Regions from separate parts of the Homo sapiens genome. Here region 1 is linked to region 2. Evidence: read pairs that join two places in POLR2A ChIA-PET (ENCODE). Cell type or tissue: endothelial cell of umbilical vein. All regions are shown on one strand.

What was found. ChIA-PET counts read pairs that join two places held together with the same protein. Peaks named below come from ENCODE experiments on the same cell type or tissue, not always from the same donor. Only the 100,000 strongest peaks of a DNase experiment are listed, where the experiment ranks them.
Region 1: POLR2A ChIA-PET joins it to region 2 with 5 read pairs; 3 of 35 experiments call an interaction of 5 or more read pairs at or near these places.

The regions. Positions count from the first base shown.
Region 1 is chr10:15,121,973-15,126,972 of GRCh38, forward strand. The region is part of intron 8 of NMT2 (N-myristoyltransferase 2); the gene reads right to left. Among named protein-coding and RNA genes, the nearest start is that of RPP38, 27 kb to the left of the region's middle. RefSeq lists enhancers at 904-1,083, 1,990-2,129. In endothelial cell of umbilical vein, no CTCF peak of the experiment used is centred here; a DNase peak (open chromatin) is centred at 1,919; H3K27ac peaks cover 378 bases.
Region 2 is chr10:15,017,039-15,022,038 of GRCh38, forward strand. ACBD7-DCLRE1CP1 (ACBD7-DCLRE1CP1 readthrough) reads right to left here. Exons shown (of 8, transcript NR_144471.1): 4 at 4,766-4,825; 5 at 1,013-1,114; 6 at 189-253; 7 at 1-6. It also overlaps the pseudogene DCLRE1CP1. Among named protein-coding and RNA genes, the nearest start is that of OLAH, 24 kb to the right of the region's middle. In endothelial cell of umbilical vein, no CTCF peak of the experiment used is centred here; no DNase peak of the experiment used is centred here.

The DNA of each region.
Region 1 (5,000 bases), 100 kb after region 2:
TCAAAACCAATGAGTCAGAAATGTCCAGATCTCCACTGGAAATAAATAAGCACTTCTAAATGCTAGTGGGAAGACCAAAACCATATAAAATATATATCATAGTCATTTAAAAAATTAGTTTCTGCTATGAGGCAGACTTAGCTTGATAAATTTCAAATAGCCTTTCTCAATATCAGAATTTTTTTTCTTTTGTTACTGGTTCAGTAACAATCAACAATATCAAGCAATTAGATGAATTAATGAAAGCCACAGGATATATGATATCTGTTAATAGAGAACATTCAGAAATGAAAAAAAAATTTGCCAACTTCCTTCTAGAGCAAAACATTCTTCTGGAGCACAATTCTCATTCATTGAATATCCAACTGTGAAACCACTAAAGGAACTGCCCAGCAGATCGCCTTAAAGCAGCAGTTCTCAAATATTTTGGTCTTGGGACCCTTTTACACTCTTTTTTTTTTTTGAGATGGAGTCTTACTCTGTCGCCCAGGCTGGAGTGCAGTGGTGTGATCTCAGCTCACTGCAACCTCTGCTTCCCGGGTTCAAGTGATTTGATCCTGCCTCAGCTTCCCAAGTAGCTAGGATTACAAGCACGTGCCACCACGCCCAGCTAATTTTTTGTATTTTTAGTAGAGATGCAGTTTTATCGTACTAGCCAGGATGGTCTCGATCTCCTGACCTTGTGATCTGCCCACCTCGGTCTCCCAAAGTGCTGGGATTACAGGCATGGGCCACTGCACCTGGCCTACGCTGTTAATAATGATTGAGTACCTCCAAAGAGCTTTGCTTATGTGGGTTATGCATATCCACACTTATCGCATTAGAAATCAAAACTGAGAACATTTTTAAACAAAAGACTACAGAAATACACATGCCACATGGCCTCTGGAAGACTTCACAGTATACTCAGACGAGAATGAAAGTGAAAAAATTACATACTAGTGTTATTATGAAAATAGTTAAAAAAAAAAAATGACTGCATAGATTCAAAGATCTTGGGGGACTTCCAGAGGTCCCTGGGCCACACTTTGAGAACTGCTATCTTAGGTCTCTAAAGGTTAGAAAAATAAGTAGCAGAATTTAGACAAGCAATATGTTGCCTAAATTCAGGTAAAAAGTATCATAAGTTTGGCAACTTATAAGCATTTTGAACAAATTTTTATAGAAGCATTAAAGCATAAGAGCACACCAGGATGTACCAGCTATAAAAAACAGAAAGTCCTAGAAAACAGGGTAAGAATATTTACATTTGCTGACTAATAGCTAAAATAATCTGTGTAAGAATGAAATACTGCCAGGCACGGTGGCTCACACCTGTAATCTCAGCACTTTGGGAGGCTGAGGCAGGCGGATCACAAGGTCAAGAGATCGAGACCATCCTGGCCAACATGGACTAAAATACAAAAATTAGCTGGGTGTGGTGGCACGTGGCTGTAGTCCCAGCTACTCAGGAGGCTGAGGCAGGAGAATTGCTTGCATCCAGGAGGCGGGGGTTGCAGTGAGCCAAGATCGCATCACTGCACTCCAGCCTGGCGACAAAGCGAGACTTCGTCTCACAGAAAAAAAAAAAAAAAAAAAAAAAAGAAATAACTTTTGAAAAGCAAAACAAACACTCAAATTATAACTATTGTCCTCAGAAAGAACCAGGAAGGCTATTGGGCTTACATTAAAATGGCTAGCTTCCGTATAATGGAATAGTGAAGCGGTCATGTTTTCTGAGAGTTCAATAAAATGCAGAGAATCATTTCCAGTAAATAAGAAAAATCTCAGTTTCATAAGCAAACTCTGTATCTGAATCAGATATCCTTTCCCATGGCCCAACTAATATGCATGATTCATGGGCCTCTACGTAGATTGAAATCTGTGTAAAATCTGCTTATAAGTACATAAGGAAATGAAGCTCAGAGCTCTATTAAAAAACAGTAGTGTTGTTATCTGTCAAGTTGTGGTACAAACCGTTTGAGAGCCAAGATTCCAGAGAAGAGATGTAAGCAATGATTATGGTTATTTATATGATTCAAAAAGGAGCAAACAGAATGCTAACCACTAAAAAAACCATCTAATGCCACTAAATATAGAACACCTTATATGCCTCGACATGTCTAAGCAAGCACACCCTCCTTGCAGCACAGTGCTAAGACCTTAGTGGATCATTCTCTGACTTCTGCTTTTTATCAACATCAAATTACCTTTCAGCTCATTGACACAGATGCGCAAAATCGAACTTGGAAATACTCAACACCAGATCAAAAAAACAAAACAAAATAAAATCTCCCCAAACACTGAAAGGGTAGGGAGGCATCGTAAGGCGTGTTTCTTGGGGAAACCTTAGTATTTTAGGTAACAGTTGTGAATGGCGCAGGCCCTGCGACAGCTCTGCTTCTGGCCAGCAGACTCTGAGCAAGTCAATCTGTGTTCTCATGGCCCCTTCTGTGCTATGGGGATAAGGACCCATCCTCCTGTGGCTGTTGTGATTAGTAAATGAGACTACGGCTGTTAAATGTCGAGCATAACGCCGGCCACAATAAATGTTAGCTCCTATATTCAAAAGTCCATGAAAAAGACAGAAAGCTGGCACTCCTACAAGCAAAAAGAGTAACAATGAAGCAGAAAATGAGATTGATCTATACAGCAAAAGCTGTATTCCATAAGTTTGCTTTTACGCTGAATGGTACAAAAATGTTCTTAAATAACTTGACTGCTAGCAGTGGTATCACCCATCTGGGCCCATAGGAGAGGAAGGGGCATCCGGTGTATGCAGTTCTGTCCAGTTTAACTCAAGAGGCAGACACCCAAGGGACTGCTGCCAGCACCTTCCAATTTCATAATATCTGTACTTTAATCTCTCTTTTATTCTATTAATTTACTCTTTATTTTCCTTTCCTTTCCTATGACTTAAAAGGGGGAAAGGAGACTGGGGCAAGCCAATGAGAACTGTTTGCATCTTGACAATCGTCCTTTTCTGCCTTGATTTATGCTGTACTCACAGTGAGACATTCAGTGGGGCTGAGCCATGGTGTCCCCATAGTGGGTAATGTTAGAGGGGATGGCAGAGGCAGAGGGAGCTAACAGGGAAACATGGAGGTCTGGGGCCTGCATCCCAAGCCCTCCACTTGGTGATATTAACACATCCTCGCCTAAGTGCCAACTGTCACATACCTCAGTTTCTTCATCTGTAAAATGGGGATAAGAAGTACTAACTTCAAAAGGTTGCTGTGAGAATAAATTGAATAATGTATTTGAAAGCACTTCATAACCTTCAATTTATGGGTGGGGGAAAGGCAGTCACTATCACAGCACGACTGGAACAGGACTGCTACCAGGAACCCAGGTTCACTGGAAGTAAGATGCCACAGTCTGGTTTCATAATACACGCCTATACCCAGGAGAAGATTGACTCTTGTACAAAAATATTAAGGCTGATGAATGGAGTCAAGTCAAAAATAGCTTTAGCACTTTAAGAAAATCATTGTGAGTAAACCAATGGTATGTGCTAAAACTCCTTATTCTTCACTCCATTGTAGGCAACCTACATGTAAGTGTGTCTTTTCCTTGTACATAAGCTAGGCTGCTTGAGGTTCAAGAAACTGAAATTTGGAGAGACCAAAGTGGAACAGCATTTGCCCATAGTGAAAAAAAGAGGCATTTTTGAAGTTTGTATGTATGTATGTATGTATGTACGTATGTATTTAGTTATTTATTTAGTTATTTATGAGATGGAGTCTCGCTCTGTGGCCAGGCTGGAGTGCAATGGCGTGATCTCAGCTCACTGCAACCTGTGCCTCCTAGGTTCAAGCGATTCTCCTGCCTCAGCCTCCCTAGTAGCTGGGACTACAGCCATGTGCCACCATCCACAGCTAATTTTTTAATTTTTAGTAGAGATGGGGTTTCACCATGTTGGCCAGGGTGGCCTCGATCTCTTGACCTTGTGATCTGCCCGCCTTGGCCTCCCAAAGTGCTGGGATTACAGGTGTGAGCCACCGCGCCTGGCCGAAGATTTTATTTCAATTCACACGTCACAACACTTCAAACAAAAGATCCCATCAGTGGCACACAGATTCTAAGATGGCCCCCAGTGATCCCACCTCCTGGGGTTCACAGCTGGTGTGATCTGCTCCTGTTACGTGTGGGCAGGACCTGTGATTTGGTTCTAACCAATAGAAATGGCAATGGCGGCTGGGCGCAGTGGCTCACACCTGTAATCCCAGCACTTTGGGAGGCTGAGGCGGGTGGATCACCTGAGGTCAGGAGTTCGAGACCAGCCTGACTAATATGGTGAAACCCCATCTCTACTAAAAATACAAAAATTAGCTGGGCGTGGTGGTGCACACCTGTAATCCCAGCTACTTGGGAGGCTGAGGCAGGAGAATTGCTTGAACTCAGGAGGCGGAGATTGCAATGAGCTGAGATTGTGCCATTGCACTCCAGCCTGGACAACAGAGCGAGCCTCCATCTTAAAAAAAAAAAAAAAAAGAAATGGCAATGGCGACTGGATGTCACTTTCATGAATCACCTGCATAGGGTTCTGACTTCCATCTTGCCAGCAGATCCTCTCTATAGACTCTCTCTCTCACTGGCTTTGATGAATAAGCTGCCATGCTGTGAGCTACCCTATGGAGAATCCAACATGGCAAAGAACTGAGGCCCTTGGTCCAACAGCCAGTGAGGAACTCAATCCTGCCAACAACTACAGGAGCATGGAAATGGATCCTTCCCTAGTCAAGTTTCAGATGAGACCTCAGCCCTGGCTGACACCTGGGTGGCAACTTCAGGAGAGACCCTGAACAAAGCACAGGACTCAGCTAAGCTGTGACTGGATTTCTGGCCCACAGAAGCTGTGTGATAATAAATGTTGTTTTAAGCAGCTCAGTTTGTGGTCATTTTTTACATGGCCATAGATAACTAATATAGCCAAGCCCCAAATAAAGCCAAGTCTAGAAAGCACATTTATATTTTTCCCTATTAAAAATGATAACTTGGCTGGGCGTGGTGGCTCACAC
Region 2 (5,000 bases):
CTCCTCCTAGACAGGATTTTAAAGAGACATTTAACAGGTGGAGAGCCGCACATAGCCTTTTCCTTCCCAACAGTCCCAGGTACTCACACCTACGGGGACAGTTAGGATATGACCTGTCACCCTACAAACTTCCTACTAAAAACACGGGCACACCCAGATGATAACCCTTTTCCTCCAGGCAGACTTACCTGACTTGGAATTTGGTAAAATCTTGGATCACACAACATAGTATCTAAATATACACTTTGGATGTCTTTGAAAAGAAGAAAAAAATTGATGTTAGCCATCCAATGTGATATAAATTATGTGTAACTTTTTTTGTTTTTTGAGATGGAGTTTCGCTCTGTTGCCCAGGCTGAAGTGCAATGTCTGCTCACTGCCACCTCCTCCATCTCCCGGGTTCAAGCAATTCTCCTGCCTCAGCCTCCCAAGTATCTGGGATCACGGGTGTGCATCACCACTCCTTGCTAATTTTTGTATTTTTTAGTAGAGACAGGGTTTCACCATGTTGACCAGTCTGGTCTCGAACTCCTGGCCTCAAATGATCCACCCACCTCGGCCTCCCAAACTGCTGGGATTACTGGCATGAGCCACCACACCTGTTTATGGCCAGAACAATATTGTTCTGTTTATGGCCAGAACAATAATACTTTATTCAGTCATACACATAAGAACTGTACAAGGGGCCAGGCACAGTGGCTCATGCCTGTAATCTCAGCAATTTGAGAGGCCAGGGCTGGCAGATCACCTGAGGTCAGGAGTTCAAGACCAGCCTGGCCAACATGGCAAAACCCCATCTCTACTAAAAATACAAAATTAGTTGAGTGTGGTGGCACACACCTGTTATCCCAGCTACTTGGGAGGCTGAGGCAGGAGAATCACTTGAACTCTGGAGGCAGAGGTTGCAGTGAGCCAAGATTACATCACTGCCCTCCAGCCTGGGCGACAGAGCAACACTCCGTTTCACAAAACAAACAAACAAACAAAAAACCACCTATACGAGGCCCAGTACCTGCCCCCGGAGTGCAAAAGCTCCATTCTAGCAGCTTCTCCTTGCACCAATCTGAAGTCCCCTGTGTACAAGATAGTTCCATTATTGCCCTGAAATAAAAACCTGAAAAAGAAATATATCCCAGTGACTTCTGAGTCTCATATAAAATCCCAAATAAAGCAAATACATGTGAGCTGCATAGTAAATGCTTCCTGCAAATATATCCATTAAAATACAATGGTAATGGAATCCCACAGTAATTTGAACCACACCAGGCACTCAGCTGTTACCTCTTCCCTCGGGTAGAAAATAACAGAATGGAGATGCTACCCAATTTCTAATAGATGTTCCTTGTGATATGTTAGCACTTTCAATTATATGTTGAGATCATTCTTGCTCATGGAGAGAGAAATACAAGTGATGATAAAATACAAGGTCGCTGGGGAAACAGCTGCTGAAGACTTCCATTTATTTATTTATTTATTTATTTATTTATTTATTTATTTATTTTTATTTTGAGACAAGAGTCTTGCTCTGTCCCCCAGGCTGGAATGCGGTGGTGCAATCTTGGCTCACTGTAACCTCCGCCACCTGGGATCAAGCAATTCTCTGCCTCAGCCTCCCCAGTAGCTGGGACTACAGGAGTGTGCCACCAAGATAAGTGAAAACCGATGGCCACAAAAAATGTGTGCCTGACTGTTCACAGCAGCATTCTTTTTTTTTTTTTTTTGGGAGACGGAGTCTGGCTCTGTCGCCTACTCTGGAGTGCAGTGGTGCGATCAAGATTCCTGGGTTCAAGCCATTCTCCTACCTCAGCCTCCCAAATAGCTGGGACTACAGGCGGGCACTGCCACGCCCAGCTGGCACAGCGGCATTCTTCATACTAGCCAAAAGGTGGAACCAGTTCAAATGTCTATCAACTGATGCACGAATCAGGAAAATGTGGTCTAGCCATACAATGAAATATTATTTGGCCATAAAAAGAAGTGACACGTGCTGCAACATGGATGATCCTTGAAAACATCCTCAGTGAAAGAAGCCGGATATGAAATGAGCACATGTTGTATGATTCCACTCATAGGAAATATCCGGAATAGGTGAACCCATGGAGACAGAGAGTCCAATACAGTAGTGGTTGCCGGGGGTTGGGGAAGGAGAGAATAGGGAGGCATTGCGATCGCTAAAGGCTTCTTCCCTTGGGGTGCTGAAAATATTCTGAAATTGATTGTGGTGATGGATACACAAGTGTGTGACTTGATTTCTATGTCAATAAAGCTATTTACTTTTTTTTTTTTTTTTGAGACGGAGTCTCACTCTGTCGCCCAGGCTGGAGTGCAATGGCGTGATCTTGGCTCACTGCAACCTCTGCCTCCTGGGTTCAAGCAATTCTCCTGCCCCAGCCTCCCCAGCTGGGATTACAGGCGCCTGCCATCACGCCTGGCTAATTTTTTGTATTTTTAGTAGAGATGGGGTTTCACCATGTTCGCCAGGCTAGTCTTGAACTCTTGACCTCAAGTGATACGTCTGCCTCGGCCTCCCAAAGTGCTGGGATTACAGGTGAGAGCCACCAAGCCCGGCCACTATTTAACAATTTTTAAAGCCTTAGCCAGGTGCGGTGGCTCACGCCTGTAATTCCAGCACTTTGGGAGGCTGAGGTGAGTGAACCCCTTGAGGTCAGGAGTTAGAGACCAGTCTGGCCAACATGGTGAAACCCTGTGTCTACTAAAAATACAAAAATTAGCCAGGCGTGGTGGTGGGCACCTGTAATCCCAGCTACTCAGGAGGCTGAGGCAAGAGAATCGCTTGAACCCAGGAGGTGGAGATTGCAGTGAACCAAGATCGCCCTACTGCACTCCAGCCTGGGCGACACAGTGAGGCTCAGTCTCAAAAAAAAAAAAAAAAAGATTAAAGCCTGGATGAGGCCTGGTCCCGATACACACTGCACATCATACTGTTCGGCAAGGGCAAGACCTGCGGGCACTACTGCCTCTCCAGCCATCAGTAAGTGGGGAGAGCTCTGCACACACCAGGTCACTGCTCAGTGACAGTGACTCCTCATGGAAGTCTCCATTCATTCTGGAGGACCCTTTCGAATGGGTCTCCCCCTGGTTGGAGCTGGATAAACAATGCACAAAAGTCATGGCACACAGGAAGAAACATAAAAAATCAAAGTGGAGGCAAGACTGCTCAAAAGTCAGCCTGCTGTCAGCCCCCAGCTCAGGGAATGCCTTTCACCAATATCCCTGATGTGACAAGGCCACACACTATCACACTATTCCCCGGAAAAGCAGTTGGCAGAGTCCAGGATGGCATTTACAAAGGTTCACCTATTTTTTTTTTTCCTTTTTAATTCTCCCTAAACTGGCTCTGTAGTCCTCCCTCAGGATAATTTGATGGGAAGAATACTTCAACTTCAACTGTCTGATCTCCAAAGAAGAAACATCTGAAAAGGTCAGTTTCTGTTCAGATCACATTCAAACAACACAAGACACCCTCACAGTTAAACATGGCAAAGCAGTGTGCTATAATCAAGCTACAAAACCAATATTAACCAAAATAGGAAAAGGTTAAAAAAACGGGGGGTGTATGTCTATAGTCCTACTTATTAAAACCATACATTCACAAAAGTACTACTCAAAATTTAATGATGAAAAATAAATTTTTCCACTTGGCAGTGCCCCTTTTCTGAATAAGGGTTCAGAAAAAAAGTACAATATCCATGAATTTGCTGCAAAAATATTAATCACCATTTTAAATTCTGAATATTATAAAACTCAGTAAATGTGACAATAACATCAGGTAGTAATATCAACACCAGGGTTCCCATCATTAGCATGTAATAAGGAACAAAAAATAAGCCATGCCCAATCCTTTACAACATGGGAAATAAATACATCACTGTTAAGGACTAAATGTTCGTGTCCCTTCCCAAAATCCGTATGTTGAAATCCTAACCCCCAAAGTGGTTTTATTAGGAGGCCTTTGGGAGGTGATTAGTTGTTGGGCATAGAAGCCTTGTGAGTGACATCAGTGCCTTTATAAAAGATGCCCAGGGGAGCTTGTTTGCTCCTTTACTATGGGAGGACACAGGGAAAAAGACAGCATCTAAGAACCAGGAAGTGGCCAGGCACAGTGACTCACACCGGTCACCCCAGCACTTTGGGAGGCCAAGGCAGGCAGATCACTTGAGGTCAGGAGTTCAAGATGAGTCTGACCAACATGGTGAAACCCCCTCTCTACTAAAAATACAATAATTAGCTGGGCTCTGGTCGTGGTGGCAGGCGCCTGTAATCCCAGCTACTAGAGAGGCTGAGGCAGGAGAATCGCTTGAACCCAGGAGGTGGAGGTTGCAGTGAGCCAAGATCACACCACTGCACTCCAGCCTGGGTGACGGAGTGAGACTCCGTCTCAAAAAAAAAAAGAACCAGGAAGTGGGCCCTCACCAGACACGAAATCTGCTGGAGACTGGATCTTGGATTTCCAGTCTCTAGAAACCTAAGCAACAAGTGTCTATTGTATAAGCCACTCAGTCTACGGTAGTTTTGTGAGTCCAGCCCAAATGGACTTACACAATCACAAAGGGATTTTTTGCCCCTAAAACCCCACTCAATTACTAGATTTTTATTTATGGTTAAATGAGCATTCAAAATCAAAGAGAAAGATTGAGGGTATAGCTGATGGGTGGAGCATCTGACTACAAAATCAAAGAGAAATATAAACAATCATTTTAGCACCGCATTTTTTTAAAAAAATCAATATTTAATATTTAGTTACCTCTCCTGATGCTTCATCCACTAAAGATATCTGGGTAGGAGCCTCGATTTCAATAGATATCTGTAAAAATAAAATAAGAGACCATGTATGTAGCAGTTTTTCATGGCTTTATATGCCTTTGCTGTCTGAAACACAGAAACGGGGCAAAGAGAAGTTTCAGACTCTCTATATAAACAATTCCGATTACATTGTAATAAATATTTTAACAGAAAGAATTGTAAAGAAAATAATACCT